2 separate regions of the Homo sapiens genome follow, and region 2 is linked to region 1. Evidence: chromatin loops called from intact Hi-C (ENCODE). Cell type or tissue: dorsolateral prefrontal cortex. All regions are shown on one strand.

Region 1 (8,000 bases):
GATTTTATAGCATCTAGCCTATTCATGGAGATGAGTTATTGGCAAAACTTTCGATTAAGGTTCACAAACTTGTGGCTCTTTGGTTGAATCCACCGTGGTTGGAATGTTTGCCTAAAAGAGTGTTTTATGAAAATCTGAATTTGAATAACTTTAGGCAGAGCAGGATTTTTCCTCATTTAACCCCGGGATCTACCACTCCTTTGCCCACTGATTCTCACATTAATGTTAACTTCATGACCCCTATCAATATTATGGCATGTCCCCAACACCCTAGGATTTCTGAGTTTCCTTGAGAAGTTCTTGCCCTGATAAAAGTGGTTGGTCTTAGGCTCAAAATCTCTGAAAAGGGGCCAAGTGCGGCGGCTCACACCTGTAATCCCAGCACTTTGGGAAGCTGAGGCAGGCGGATCACCTGAGTCAGGAGTTCGAGACCAGCCTGGCCAACATGGTGAAACCCCATCTCTACTAAAAATACAAAAAATTAGCCAAGTGTAGTGCTGGGCACCTGTAATCCCAGCTACTCAGGAGGCTGAAGCAGGAGAATCGCTTGAACCCAGGAGGCAGAAGTTGCAGTGAGCCGAGATCACACCACTGCACTCCAGCCTGGGTGACAGAATGAGACTCTGCCTCAAAAACAAACAAACAAAATCTCTGAAAAGGGTATTTGATCCTTCCTCCAGCATTAGTTCCTCCACCAGACAGGAATAGTGAGCACTCAATACGTGCTTAACCCTAAGTTGGGCAGTGTTGAGAGTACAAAGGCATTTGAGTTGTATTGCCTACCTGCTTTCAAGATTCTTAAAAATCTAGTTTCAAAGACAAGGCATCCACAAGAAGCAAAAGCCAACATTTTGCTGGGGAAGGGGCTAGAGAAGGGGGAAATAGAGTGTTATTGTTTAATGGGTACAGAAGTTTCTGTTTGGGGTGATGAATACAACCATCTTATTCATAAATGAATGCCCTTAATGGCACTGAATTGTACACTTAAAAATAACTAAAATGGTAAATTTTATGTTAAGCATATCTTACCACAACTTAAAAACAACCAAAAAATTCATTAGCACAAGGGTTTCTTTTTGAACTAGCTATAAGGAAAAATATTCTAAAAATGATTTGACAAACAAATGGATTAGTGAACATTTTTCTCTTTTAATTTTTTTATTTCCATAGGTTATTAGGGAACAGGTGGTGTTTGGTTACATGAGTAAGTTCTTTAGTGGTGATTTGTGAGGTTTTGGTGCACCCATCACCCGAGCAGTATACACTGCACCCTATTTGTAGTTTTTTATCCCTCACCTCCTCCCACTCCTCCCCTCAAGTCCCCAAAGTCCATTGTATCATTCTTATGCCTTTTCATCCTCATAGCTTAGCTCCAACGTATCAGTGAGAACATATGATGTTTGGTTTTCCGTTCCTGAGTTACTTTGCTTAAAATAATAGTCTCCAATCTCATCCAGGTCGCTGCAAATGCTGTTAATTCATTCCTTTTTATGGCTGAGTAGTATTCCATCATATATATATACCACAGTTTCTTTACCCACTCATTGACTGATGGGCATTTGGGTTGGTTCTACGTTTTTGCGATTGCAAATTGTGCTGCTATAAACATGCACGTGCAAGTATCTTTTTCGAATAATGGCTTCGTTTCCTCCAGGTAGATACCCAGTAGTGGGATTGCTGGATCAAATGGTAGTTCTACTTTTAGTTCTTTAAGGAATCTTCACACTGTTTTCCATAGTGGTTGTACTAGTTTTCATTCCCACCAGCAGTGTAGAGGCGTTCCCTTATTGCCACATCCATGCCAACATCTACTGTTTTTTTATTTTTTGATTATGGCCATTCTTGCAGGAGTAAGGCGGTATCACATTGCGGTTTTGATTTGCATCAGTGAACGTTTTTCTTAAATGTCCTTCTTATACCTACAAAAGGAAACTAGATCTTCATATTAAGGATAATTTAAGAAGAGTCCTACCTGAAAATGGGATGAATTTGAGCTATTTCATCATCTGCCCTGAACTTGCAAATTCCATAATACAGGAATGAGAAGACTTTTTCAAACAAAGAGCACTGAATGAAAGGTTAACAAAAATCAATTAAAAGGCAGCTTGAGTCAGCTTTTTAGTAGCAGGTCATCAACATACCTGCAAAGTAGCCTGTATCCTTCATTACTTTTATTACTCCTACTTAACCAGCTGTTGCCACCCTCTATGCAGCTGTAACAGTTTTGTCACCCATTAGCCTGACGTCTTGCACCCAGCAGAATCACCACATCTGCAAGTCCTGCACCTGCTTCTGCCAGTGCACTACTTACCTCACAGATAACCCACAGCCTCTGCCCTTCCACCAAGCCATTAAAACCATCTACTGAAAACTCCACTCCAGCAATTCGCCTGGCCCTTGCTCCTCTGCCTCAGAGCTGAGGAATTAGAGCCAAGGGCTGAGCCAAAAATGGTCTCATGCCTTTTTGTAGATTAGGCCTTTAGCATAGGTTTATTTACTGGTTTGGGGCTCATCGACAAGGGTGCTTGTGTGGACAGGACAGTGGGATCAGTGTCTTCCTGAACAAGGGCTCATTCATGTAATGATCACAGCTAAGCCTGGCATTTCTCACGATGTGGGCATGGATCATCACATTTGCCTTTCCTGCCTCGTGGTTGAGAGCGAACAGCAAACGAGGGAGATGAACTACACGAAAAGCCTCTGTGGACGCTGGAGGGCTGCACAACTATCAAGGATTATTCTTCATTTGTTTCTAGAAAACTTGCTTTAAGCCAGACCCTGCTTTCATTATAATGCTGCAGAGCCACAATGATTGCAATAGAATTTCTTCAAGGAACTGTTCATGGCTACCAATTCATACGTACCCATGAGTCCTATCGCCTTGTAAAGAAACATGTGACTGACATGCCACTGGTGTGAGACTTGTCCCTCCACACAAGCCTTACGAAAGAGCTTCGCTGTGTCTCATACTCAGAAAATACTAGTGAACATCTCAAATATACCAAGGTGCCGGGGACAGAGGTGCATAGTTGCTGCAACTCAGTGGCAACACTTTTATAGATGAGCACGTTCATTAATGCCCAAGAGCTAGAATTTCCAGGGAGTTGGGCAGGAAGCCCCAGAGTAGTGTCAGGCAGCAAAACCACCAGAGCTCACACAGCGGATTACTACCCAATGCAGGATTGTGGGGAGTAACAGTAGATGGCAGCCAGAGACACTAGAGGGCAGCACATGCCCACCCAATATGCCTAGTCCTGTGACATCTCTACCCTGACAGGAGCTTTCAAAGGTTATCTTCTCCAGTGGGCTCTCAATCCCAGCCTTATATCAGAATCACTCGGGAGCTTGTTAAAAATATAGATTTTCTGGTTTCACTCCAGACTAATGAATCGGAATCTCTAGATGCAGAGTCCAGCAACCTCTATATTAAATAAGTATCAAAAATAACCCTCAAGCAAGAAGGCACTCAGCTATGGGTTTGTATTTGAGACTCTGATGAAACTATGTCTCTCCCCTCACACTCAAAATTTGATTGAATTTCAGAGGCATTGACTCCACTTATGGACACCGTGGGGAACTCAGGAAGCCTGGTTAAGAAATTTGAATACAATTTATGCCAAGCGAAACACCATCACTCTGAGGTGGAAGCCTCAGCAAGGCCAGGGTCCTTCATGTTTTAAAAAGTCATAGGAACTTTGGGAAAAAAGAGAGACCAATGACCAATATTGAGAATGAGAGAGGTGACTCACCAAAATTCCAAAGACATTTAAAGGACAATCAATTAATGTGAAGGCCAAGCACAGTGGCTCATGCCTGTAATCCCAGCACTTTGGGAGGCTGAGGTGGGTGGATCACTTGAGCTCAAGAGTTCAAGACCAGCCTGGGCAACATGGCAAAACTCCATCTCTACAAAAACTACAAAAGTTAGCCGGACATGGTGGTGTGCACCTGTAGTCTCAGCTACTCAGGAGGCTGAGGTGGGAGGATTGCTTGAGCCTGGGAGGTGGAGGTTGCAGTGAGCTGAGATATCACCACTGCACTCCAGCCTAGGTGACAGAGTAAGACCATGTCTCAATAACAATAATAATGTGAAAATTTTAATGTCTATAAATGGGCAACTTAGATGAAATGGACTGCTATGGTTTGAATGTGTTCCTTCCAAACTTTATGTGTTGGGAACTTAATCCCCAATGTAACAGTTTTGGGAGGTGGGGCCTTTTGGGAGGTGTTTTAGATCATGAGAACAGAGTGGATTAATGCCACTATAAAAACGGTTTGCAGGAGTGGGTTCTCTCTCTTCTGCTTTTCTGCCCTTCTTCCATGTGAGGACACAGCAAGGAAGCCCTCATCAAATGCTGGTACCTTCCCAGCCTCCAGAACTGTGAGAGAATAAATTCTCTCTTTATAAATTACCACTCTGTGGTATTCTGTAATAACAGCACCAAATGGACTAAGACTGGACAAATTATTTGAAAGACACAAACTATCAAAACTTAAGAAGAAATAGATAACCTGAATGGCCTTATATCCATTTAAAGAAATTGCATTTGTAGTTTAAATCTTGTCTCAAAAAAATTCTTGTCAAGAAAACTCTTATTTTTTTATGACCATATTTCTTCACTAGTGAATTCTAACAAATATTTGAGTATGAAATAATACCAATTCTACATAAATTCTTTCAAAAATTTAAAGAGAAGAGAATACTTCTCAATTCATTGTTTGAAGCCAGGATTGCCTTGATACCAAATCCAAAGACATTACAAGAATAGAAAACTAGAGACCAACATTCTTCATGAACATGAATGCAAAAGTTCTTAACATTTTAGCAAATCAAATTCAGCAACATATAATTGGTAGGAAATACAGAGGGCAAACAAACATGATAGACCACAGGGATGCAATCAGCAGAATCAGGACTATGGACAAAGGATCTAGTTTCTTCCACAAAAAAATTATAAGGAGAAAAGTTAAAGCAATGGAGCAGAATCTATGTATTAAAAGAGCATTAAGAGACATTTCAACTACTTGAAGTTTGTGGGCTGTATTTGTATTCTGATTCCAACAAACAAATTATAGAAAATAAAAATAGGGGGTCGGGCGTGGTGACTGGCCAGGGGTGGTGGCTCATGCCTGTAATCCCAGCACTTTGGGAGGCCGAGGCAGGTAGATCATCTGATGTCAGGAGTTCCAGAAAATAAAAATAAATTTATAAGCCAATCAAGGGAATGTAAGCACTGATTGGGTATTTGATGATATGAAGAAACTATTTTGAACTTTCTAGGTTTAGTAATGGTAGCTCTGTCACTGTAAAAGCTTGTATATGTTGAGATGCATACTAAAATATTTAATGGTATAAATTTCTGATATCTGGAATTTACTTCAAAACGAGGAGGTAACTAGTGTGGGGGTAAAGAAGAAACAAGATTGTTAAAAAATATTAATTTGAAGTTGGGTGACAGGTACATGGAGGTATGTTATTTGAAATTTTCCCTAGTAAAAAGATAATTAAAAACAGAATCTTCCAAAAATGTTTTCAAATACCTTACTAATAAAGTAAAAACTCAGAAGACAGAGTCATGCGTAAATAAATAAACATGTAGAAATGCTTTTGATTTAATAATATACACATGAAGATCTTATAATCAAAATGATTAAATTTTGTTTATACCTTGAAAATATGTTACTATGATTGTAAAAATGAATTTATATTCTTATTCTTGTATAAAATGTATTATCCTATTAAATATTACTGATAGTTACTACTCAACCAAACAAAATAATTACATTTCCATCTGCCTCAATAATGCATCTAAAAGAAACTCCCATAAAAATGAAATTTTAGTCTGGGCATGATGGTTCATGCCTGTAATCTCAACACTTTGGGAGGATGAGGCAGGAGGATGACTTGAGTCCAGGAGTTCAAGACCAGCCTGGGCAACATAATGGGACCCCATCTCTACAAAAAATTATAAAATTAGCCAGACGTGGTGGCATGCATCTGTAGTCCCAGCTACGCAACTCAGGAGGCTGAGGTGGGAAGACCTTTTGAAACTGGGAGGTCAAGGCTACAGTGAACCATGATCACACCATTGCACTCCAGCCTGGGCGACAGAGTAAGACCCTGTCTCAAAAAAATAAAAATAAATAAATGAAATGAAATTTTAGTCATGATTTCAAAAATGTTTTCAGTAGCTGTATCCTTTTCACCATTTAAAATGTTTCTAAATGTTCTGAAATTTTATTCCTATCTATGACAGATTTCAATTAAGAAAAAGAAAAGAGCTTTCTTGGGGAGGGGAGGTGGTTAATAGGGTGTCAGCAAATCTCTGTGGATAATATTATGAAAAGTCCTCATATAATAGGTGAGTTTGGCCATCTCTGGCGATGAGCTAACCTAGACAATGAACTATAAATAAAGGTCAAAGAATTCAGGAACACAAGGAAGAAAGGGGAATTAACCCTGACTGAGCAGCATTACCCAGTGCCAGGCCTGTTATACGCCTCACCTCATTCAGTGCTTACCACCAGCCAGACCCAGGTATTGTTATCCCACGTTATACAAGAGGAAACTGAATCACCAAGAAGTAAAATAACTAGCCCATCACAGCAACTTAGAGATAGATAAAAAGGTTGATTCTAAACTCCACTAAGGTCCTTGCCACCTCTATTTCATTCAAGTTAAGAGGATATAAATACTCAGAATGATTATAAATAAGCTGTTTGAAATTGCAGACTATTCACATATCCAGTAGTTTTTTAAAAGAAGGACAGTAATAAAATAAATTTTAAGATAGGAGCCCGGGTGGCCAAGGCAGGAGGACACTTGAGGCTAGGAGTTCAAAACCAGCCTGGGCAACACAGCAAGACCCCATCTCTACAAAAAATAAAAAATTAGCTGGGCATGGTGGCATGCTTCTGTAGCCCTAGCTACTCAGGAAGCTGAGGCAGGAGAATCACTTGAGCCCAAGAGGCTGAAGCTGCAGCGAGCTGTGATTGTGCCACTGCATTCCAGCCCAAGCTACAGAGCTAAACCCTATTTCAAAAATAAAATGACATGAAATAAAGTAAATTTTTTAAAAACAGGAACCAAAGAGCAAGGCTGGATCCAAAGGTCTCCAGTGTCATCCTGGTACACACCTAGTTCTTCTCATCAGGTGTGTCCCCCAACTGCAGGAAAGGCATTAGGTTGTCACAGCCCAGTGACACTAGCACCTGAGATTGTTCCACTCATGACCCTTTTGGCAGTATGGCCATTTTCACAATATTGATTCTACCCATCCATGAGATTGATGTGTTTCCATTTGTTTGTGTCATCTATGATTTCTTTCAGCAGTGTTCTGTAGTTTTCCTTGCAGAAGACTTTTGACTCCTTGGTTAGGTATATTCCTAAGTATTTTATTTTTATTTTTTTTCAGCTATTGTAAGGGAGGTTGAGTTCTTGATTTGATTCTCCGCTTGGTCACTGTTGGTGTATAGAAGCGTTACTGATTTGTGTACATTAATCTTGTATCTGGAAACTTTGCTGAATTCTTTTATCAATTCTAGGAGCTTTCTGGAGGAGTCTTTAGGGTTTTTAGGGTAGACGATTATATTGTCAGCAAACAGTGAAGGGTTTTCAAGGTAGACGATCATATTGTCACCAAACAGTGACAGTTTGACTTCCTCTTTACTGATTTGGATGCCCTTTATTTCTTTCTCTTGTCTGATTGCTCTGGCTAGGACTTCCAGTACTATGTTGAAGAGGAGTGGTGAGAGTGGGCATCCTTGTCTTATTCCCCTTCTCAGAGGGAATACTTTCAACCTTTCCCCATTCAGTATTATTTTGGCTGTGGGTTTGTCGTGGATGGCTTTTATTACATTAAGGTATGTCCCTTGTATGCCAATTTCGCTTAGAGTTTTAATCATAAAGGGATGCTGGATTTTGTCGAATGCTTTTTCTGCATCTATTGAGATGATCATGTGACTTTTGTTTTTAATTCTGTTTATGTGATATATCACAT
Region 2 (8,000 bases), 580 kb after region 1:
GGGTGACGGTCTCTGAGGTGAGTGATTACAGCTCCATGGGAAATGCATGTGGGAGCTGAGTGAGGCTGTGCTTCAGAGAAGCATCCTTAATACAAATCGAGACTCCCTTAGCCACTGAAATATTAAAGCTTTTACTGGTCCTGTAATATCAGAAAGCATTATATAAATGACCTATGTTTAATTCTGAAGATCTTCGTTTGTTCTTTTTAAACAAAAATAGCTTTATTGGCTTTTTCTCTTTAAAAAATAATCCATGCTCACTGTAAAAAAAAAAATTAAATAATACAGAAATGTGTGAAGAAAGTTAAAATTATTCCATCCCATTTAGATAGCCAGTGTAAAGTTGGGGAGTATATCCTATGCTTTTCATATGTGTATACACACACACATATGTACATCTAGATCTAGAAGATGGGGGAGATAAAATCATAGTATGCATGCTATTTCCAGTTTCCTTTTGTTCACTTGACACTATTATTGTCGTCATCTTTCCATGTCGGTAGGTCTAGGTCTACATCATCATTTTGAATGGGTGTCCACTATTCAGTTGTATCACTGTACCTTAATTTATTTAATTTCTTATTTTTATTCCATTTTCCTTTGCGATTACAAATGACATTTTGGTAATCATTATGGAACATACATTTTGTCTACTTTTCTGATAATTATTTCTTTAGAATAAAGTCCTAGAAGTAAAATTCATTGGTCAAAAGGTAGCCACGTTTTAATACATTAAATAGTGCCACATTGCCCTCCAGGTAGATTCGCATAACTTTATAATCCCACCAAAAATATATGACATTTTGTTTTCCCCCATATGCTTGTCAGAACTGGTATTAACAATTTTTAATCTGTTGAAATTTAATTGATGAAAAATGGTATCTAATTATTTAATTTACCTTTTTTGATGACTAATTAGGTTGAATCATTTTTATGTGCTTATTTTTCTTCCCCTTATCATCTCTTTATTGCCCATTTACACTTACTTTGTGAACTGTCTATTCATATTCTTTGGCCTTTTTTTCTTATTTGAAAATGCTCTTTATACAGTAAAAATACTAGCTCTTCCTTTTTCTGGTGCATATGTTATAATTATTTTTCCCATTTTGTCTTTTGGTTTTTAATTTGTTAAATAATATTTTGTGTAGAAGTGTTTAATTCATGTAATCAAATCTATCAGTCATTTTCCTTTGTAACTTAAGGATTTGTGACATATTCAACAGGCTTTATAAAATTATAAAAATATCTTCCTATTCATTCTTCTTATCTCTAGTTGGTTTTTACTGTTTTCTCTAGTATTGGACCCAGCTTTTGTTTATGGATTTGTTTTTAAGTGTCCCTTCACAGGGGTTCTTCTGCTGCCTTCAGGGTATTCCTCACCTTATCTCTGTCTTGCTAGACCCAATTCCAAACTGAGCCACTTGACTTATGTACCAAACATCTGACTCCAGTTCTCAACTGTTGCCTTACCCCTGTCCATCCAAAGAGATTGGGAAGGGGAAGGAAATTCAGTGATTTGCCTTAAATCATCTTCCAGGGGCTTGGCTAATGACCTTGGCAATATAGGCAAAATTATAGCTTCTAGGGAGTAAATCCCTCCTGGAGTTTCTTTCCTCTCCTTCTGTCCACTACTGATTGACCGTAACACATTTTTCACTAAATCACTGGAATTTTTGTTCTCTTATAAACAAACTTACCTATAGCCTCAATCCCTTCATTAATTGAAACATGATTTTCCCTGAGAACATTCCTTTTTCTTCCATCTCTCTCATACTCTGCATACCATAAACTCTGGATACCATAAGCCCAAAGGTGTTGCCCTCATTATCCTGTGCCATGTTTAACCATTAGTTTTTCTCTCCTACACAATCTTTCTTCCTGTGATGCTTATGACTTCTGGCTATACTCATCTGTAACTCTTCTTGTTGTTGATATCTAGGAAGCTTCTGGCTTCTACACCCCATTCATTGAGGGCTTTGAAACTTCTCCCTCCCCTCCCAACCACTGCTATTGTTTTGGGTGGTATTGTCATCCTTATGGACGACCTATCACTGTAGACTCTTTCAGGTCTCTGAAAGAATCCTTCAGATGATCTCTTGGACAAAAAAAAAAAAAAATCTGTATCACCCATTTCCATGTTACCATGTAATTGTCCAGAGTTGTACTAATGTGGAATTATAAACTTTCTTTTCACAATCTTTGATCACAAACCTTATTCCTCCATATTCTCAGTACATGGCTCGTACTTGAGATTTTTAAAAGTATTCCTGCTTTTTTATCTCATGGAGATTTATAAACCCTTGGCTTTCTTTTTTCTCCAGTCTATCAATTCCTTATGACTTTACTTCCTTTCCTAGCTTGCCTGTCTGTACCCTGGGATCATAAGCATCCTCAGTACCTTACTAGTTCTCCTTTTCTTCTCTTTAATCACTGAACAAATCTCAACCTTGAATTAACCAAACCATCGACCCTGCTCTGTTTCTAATTTGAGAGTGTTAAGCACTATTTTGGAGATCATAAAACCATTACAAATTCAGAGACTCCACTGTCCTCTGTCCCAGTGCCACTTGGCAAATTTTTCACCATTTTGTAATTGGCTTCATATTTTATTCTCCGTATCAGCTTTTCTAAACAATCACCATTCTCAGACCTTCTACCACACTCTCCTGGCTCCCCAGTACGTAGCAAATGATACTGCCTTCTATTTTACTGAGAAAAATCCAAACTATCAGCTAAATATCCTCCTCTGTACATATATTTTAACCCGCCTTTACCTCCTTTCCTTCAGTCTCAAAAGAAGTATAACTTTTTCCTTCAGTACTAATCTATATATTGTAGTTTCCATCCCTTCCTACTTCTTCAGGAACCTCAGTCAATCCTGTATTCTCTCTTTCTTAATATCTGACTATCCCCTTATATGATTCTTTCCCCTCAGCTCGTCTTTTTTTTTTTTCCCCGCGGAGTCTGGCTGCATCCCCCAGGCTGGAGTGCGGCGGCACGATCTCAGCTCACTGCAGCCTCCGCCTCCTAGGCTCAGGTGATTGTCATGCCTCAGCCTCCTAAGTAGCTAGGATTACAGGCGTGGCCACCACACCTGGGTTAAACTTTCCCTTAAGCTGTTTTCACTGATGTTGAGACTTAGAATTTCCAAACATATGTAGTGGGAACAAATTCCTGGATCTTGGAGTTTTCTTAGCATCCAAAGTCATCTTTTTGGAACAGGCTAAGCCTCAAGGAGCCTCTGGGTCATGCCAGATAGGCCAGATATGGCGTTCACCTATAGCCATACTCGGAAATACAGCTTCCCTTTGCTTCTCCTTCCCCACTCAGACAGCCTGTACTCCTGACCCCAACACACACACAATTGTTACTTTGATGAATTCATTCCACATTTGAATGTGAAACCTCCCCCACCTTAGTGGGGAGAAGCAACACCTGGATTTTGATGCTCTAAGAGGAGTCCCTTTTCCTATGAGAAGTTTTTCAGAAGCATCTCAAGGATTCCCAAGAGAAACAACCTCAGAAACAATTATCTTGGGAGTCCTACTTTTGTTGCCATAGAGTCCAGGAATAACAGGCCAGTCAGCAAATAGTAGCAGATTTGTATTCTCCCAAGCCCTAGCAAAGCCAGTCGGCTTTGTGGGAGGCATATGTGTATGCATGTGTTGCTGCTGACCTCTTGTGGCTAATAAAGAAAAAGCCCTCTCTAGGTCCCAGGATGGAGCGTCCAGCCAGGGAAGGGTCATTGGGTCTATTCTGCTTGCCAATATTAGGCGGTATGCAGTGCTACAGAAGCCACTGAATGCCACTAAGCAAGTAAAGAGTCCAAAGACTGGGCAAAGTGGCTCACACCTGTAATTCCAACACTTTGGGAGGCCGAGGCAGGTGGATCAACTGAGGTCAGAAGTTCAAGACCAGCCTGTCCAACATGGCAAAACCCCGTCTCTACAAAAAATACAAAAATTAACTGGGTGTGGTGGTGGGTGCCTGTAGTCCCAGCTACTCTGGAGGCTGAGGCAGGAGAATTGCTTGAACCCAGGAGGCAGAGGTTACAGTGAGCTGAGATCACACCACTGCACTCCAGCCTGGGTGACAGAGCAAGACTCCATCTCAAAAAAAAAAAAAAAAAAAAGTACAAAGGTTTACCTGCCTAGGAATGCAGGGGTACAGCTAGCATTCCCTAGCAATCACTCTGTGTCCTTTCTGTGCGGGGCTGTATAGGTTATGGTGGGATTGGTCCAGATCCACCTTGAAAGCTTGGTGTGGCCTTACTCTATCCTAGGACCTAGGGTTCTAATAAAGTAGGATCAAGTAGAGACTGGGGTCAACATTCTCAGTCAGGTTTCTCCTGCTGTAGGTTAATGTGTGTGGGGGTGGGGCGGGGGGGCAGGGGTCGAGGGATGAAGGTGGCTATCTTGGACCTGGAAGGTGGAGCTGGGACTGTAGAGAAGAGAGGAGCCTACAAAATCTCCTTGGTATTCTTCCAGACAGTTTATGAGACCTGGTTTATCACATGCTACAGTCTGGTCTACACTTCCCTCCCTGTCCTGTGCATGAGTCTGTTTGATCAGGTAAGATCCAGCAGCAAGCCCCTGGTCAGCGTTGAAGCCCCTGGGCCCTTGAGGAATATCCCTAAGAATGAAGAATACAGCAAGAGCTGGGCTCTACAAAATCCAGTGTAAAGGGAATAATTTCCAGAGCGGGGAAAAGAGCTCATCACCTAGATAGGTATCATGAGATAAAGTAAAAAATCCTCCTCAACAGAGAATAATCCTCAGTTTTAGCCAAGTTTTCCTGTATCAATTTTATCTTTGTAGAGAGAAACATGGAAATTGTGCTGTACAGTAAATTGAGTATATATAAAAGTAATTAAAATATATATGGAAAAATAAGGAAAAATTAAATAACATAAGCAGAATATGAATGGAAAAAAATAAAGAAAAGAAAATAGAGTTATTGGGGTAGGACTGGGTAACGTATGGGACTTCAAAAAGGAGAGACTCCTTCAGCGATAATGAGGATGAGATAAGCCAAAGCAGGAGGGCCTGGGAGGGAGTCCTGAAGGCCAGGCATGGGAGTATGGGTGTGATAGTTTATATCATAAGGAGCCAGACTAAGGGATACCGTCTGTCCCTGTCAGAAATTGAGGGTCCTGGGACCCTACCTCTCCCTTGTCTTCTACCCCAACCTCTAGTCCTGGGCACATGGAGTAGAAAATGAGTCTCCAAAAAGGAATAAAGTAGCTGAAATAGGACATCATGGGATCATGGCTCTTGGTCTCCATGGGAAATAGCTCTAAAGGAAATTCTCCAGGAAGTAACTGCTAACCTCAGAACAACAAGAGGGGTGGGTTGTATTACTCAACAGTCCATCCAGCTTCAGTGGCCTAATTCTAGGGATCCATCTCTGAAGCCAGCCCCAAGCTTTGTATCCAAAGTTTCAGAGTTAGGAGATGAAGATGATCCAATGACATCCACTTTGAGTAATTTTTTCACCTTCAGTTCACCAGTAGCTATGGGAGTGGGAGAAACCTCACAGAACATGAATACCTCTAAAAGACTAACTGGTCCCCATTGATGTTGCTTTCTCCCATATTGACTTTTGGCATAAAGAATATTCAACTATGGCCGGGTACGGTGGCTCACACCTGTAACCCCAGCACTTTGGGAGGCCGAGGCAGGTGGATCATTTGAGGTCAGGAGTTTGAGACCAGCTTGGCCAACATGGCGAAACCCCATCTCTACTAAAAATATAAAAATTAGCCAGGTGTGGTGGCACACACCTGTAATCCCAGCTACTCAGGAGGCTGAGACAAGAGAATTGCTTGAACCTGAGAAGTAGAGGTTGCAATAAGCCGAGATGGTGCCACTGCACTCCAGACTGGGTGATAGAGCAAGACTCCATCTCAACTGAAAGAACTCTTACACCTGGGGACTTATGTCCCAGCTGCCTCCCCCATCTCAAGCTCCAGTCCTCCCTCCCAGCTACCCACAAGCCTAGTTGCTCCCTTTCATAACTCCCCAATTCTAACTCCCTCCAAGTCCTTCCCAGCATCCCGAACTTCTCCCAGCTTCCTTCCACTACCCAGATCCTTGCCTAGAGAGTAGGACTTCAGGAAGGGTCTGTGGTCACTGCTGTGTTCTCTGGTTCCACTTCTCCAGTAACCCATAAGGAAGCTCCTAGGCAGCCTGGCAGCAGACCTGGTGAGGGGAGAAGCCTCTACTCTGATGGAGATGGGACCTTCTATGGAGAGACCCTGAGCCTCCCTCCTTACCCTCGGGTGCTTCCAGGATGTGAATGAGACATGGAGCCTCCATTTCCCAGAGCTGTATGAGCCAGGCCAGCACAACCTCTATTTCAACAAGAAAGAATTTGTGAAGTGTTTAATGCATGGGATCTACAGTTCCTTCGTGTTGTTCTTTGTCCCCATGGGGGCTCTTTACAATGCAGAACGAAATGATGGGAAGGACATCTCCGACTACCAGTCCTTCTCCCTGGTGGTGCAGACCTCCTTGATCTGGGTGGTCGCAATGCAGGTGTGGCCAGTGGTGGTGGGGGTAAGGGGATTGGGTGGGGGCCTCTCTGAAAGAGTGGGAGGAATAGAGGGTGAGAGTGTGGGAAGGGAGCAACCTTCATTACATAATTGGAGGGGGGAGGTAGCTGACAGGTCCCAGGTTACAGGTCCCATAAGAGGGTACTTTTCAGATCGCCCTGAGGACAACCTACTGGACAATGATAAACCATGTTGTCATCTGGGGTAGCCTGGGTTTCTACTTTTGGGTGTCATTCCTCCTGTACAGCGATGGCTTGTGTCTAGTATTCCCTGACGTCTTCCAATTCCTAGGTAAGGCCCTGCCCAGTGGGCGGAGGGTGGGGAACCAGGTATATTTATTTAATAAATGTTTACCGAGAAGCCATTACTATGTGCTAGGCTAGAGATATAAATAAGACATGGTCTCTGCCCTAAAAGGGCTCAAAATGTAGCTAGGGAAATAAGTTACCTTATTTGAGTTTCCAAGGTATTTTCAAATGTCTTACGAGATTTGCTATTTATCAGCATCCTAAGAGGTAGGCAGTGCAACAATTTTTAGAGCCATTTTAGACACCGGAGGGTTTTTTTTTAATTAAAGGACTTAAATCTAGGTTTCCTGGTTCCAGTTCAATGTCCTTTATGCTGTGGCATATCGCCTTGTTGTCTCCCATAATTTTTCCCTCTCTCTCATCTCCACTTTGCTGAAGACAAAATATAGAGAGTAGATATGTAGATGTAGTTGGCTCCCATCTTTTTGTTTTTATTTTTAATTTTTTGAGACTCTGTTGCTCTACCTCTGTCGCCTTGGCTGGAGTGCAGTGGTGCAATCTTGGCTCACTGCAACCTCTGCCTCCTGGGTTTAAGCGATTCTCGTGCCTCAGCCTCCCCACTAGCTGGGACTACAGTTGTGCACCACCATGCACTGCTCATTTTTTTGTATTTTTGGTAGAGACGTGTTTTTGCCATGTTGGCCAGGGTGGCCTCAAACTCCCGGCCTCAAGCAATCTGCCGGCCTGGGGCTCCCAAAGTGCTGGGATTACAAGCGTGAGCCACCGCACCTGGCTGTCTCTCACCTTTTGTCAGGCCACTAACTTATTTTTCTCCTTCAAATCTTTTTTTTTCTTTTTTTAATTTTTTTTTTTTACCTTTTTTATTTTTATTTTTTTGTTTTTTCCTCCTCCAAAGCTTTCTTTCCCATTTTTGGATGCAAGCCAGTGCTCTAGGATTCCCTCATAACTTACCCCTGCTCTCCTATCCTGCCCTACCCTGCCCTGCCTTTAGAGGGAGAGAGAGGCACATGGATTCACAGTGACTTTGGCTGCACAAAGGACCCAACTACAATTCTTTTGTATTTATATTATTTCTCAGGAGCCTAAACTAACTACAAGTCAGTAACTTCCTTCTTTGGACTAGAGAGGTGTCTACGTTCTGGCTGGTAACTCCTACCCCTGGTCCTACCCCGGTCCTC

The links. A loop is a pair of places that touch in the nucleus more often than their neighbours do. Peaks named below come from ENCODE experiments on the same cell type or tissue, not always from the same donor. Only the 100,000 strongest peaks of a DNase experiment are listed, where the experiment ranks them.
Region 2: it touches region 1 in a loop (5-fold over the local background); 51 of 110 quality-filtered maps call a loop at or near these places.

Annotation. Positions count from the first base shown.
Region 1 is chr9:34,896,526-34,904,525 of GRCh38, forward strand. It overlaps a transcript of PHF24 not described here. Among named protein-coding and RNA genes, the nearest start is that of SPATA31F3, 4.8 kb to the left of the region's middle. In dorsolateral prefrontal cortex, CTCF peaks have their summits at 3,229 (motif pointing right) and 3,447; DNase peaks (open chromatin) are centred at 2,556 and 3,196; H3K4me3 peaks cover 381 bases; H3K27ac peaks cover 964 bases.
Region 2 is chr9:35,473,755-35,481,754 of GRCh38, forward strand. It overlaps the pseudogene ATP8B5P. Among named protein-coding and RNA genes, the nearest start is that of RUSC2, 12 kb to the right of the region's middle. In dorsolateral prefrontal cortex, CTCF peaks have their summits at 3,669 (motif pointing left), 3,875, 7,797 and 7,997; a DNase peak (open chromatin) is centred at 3,667.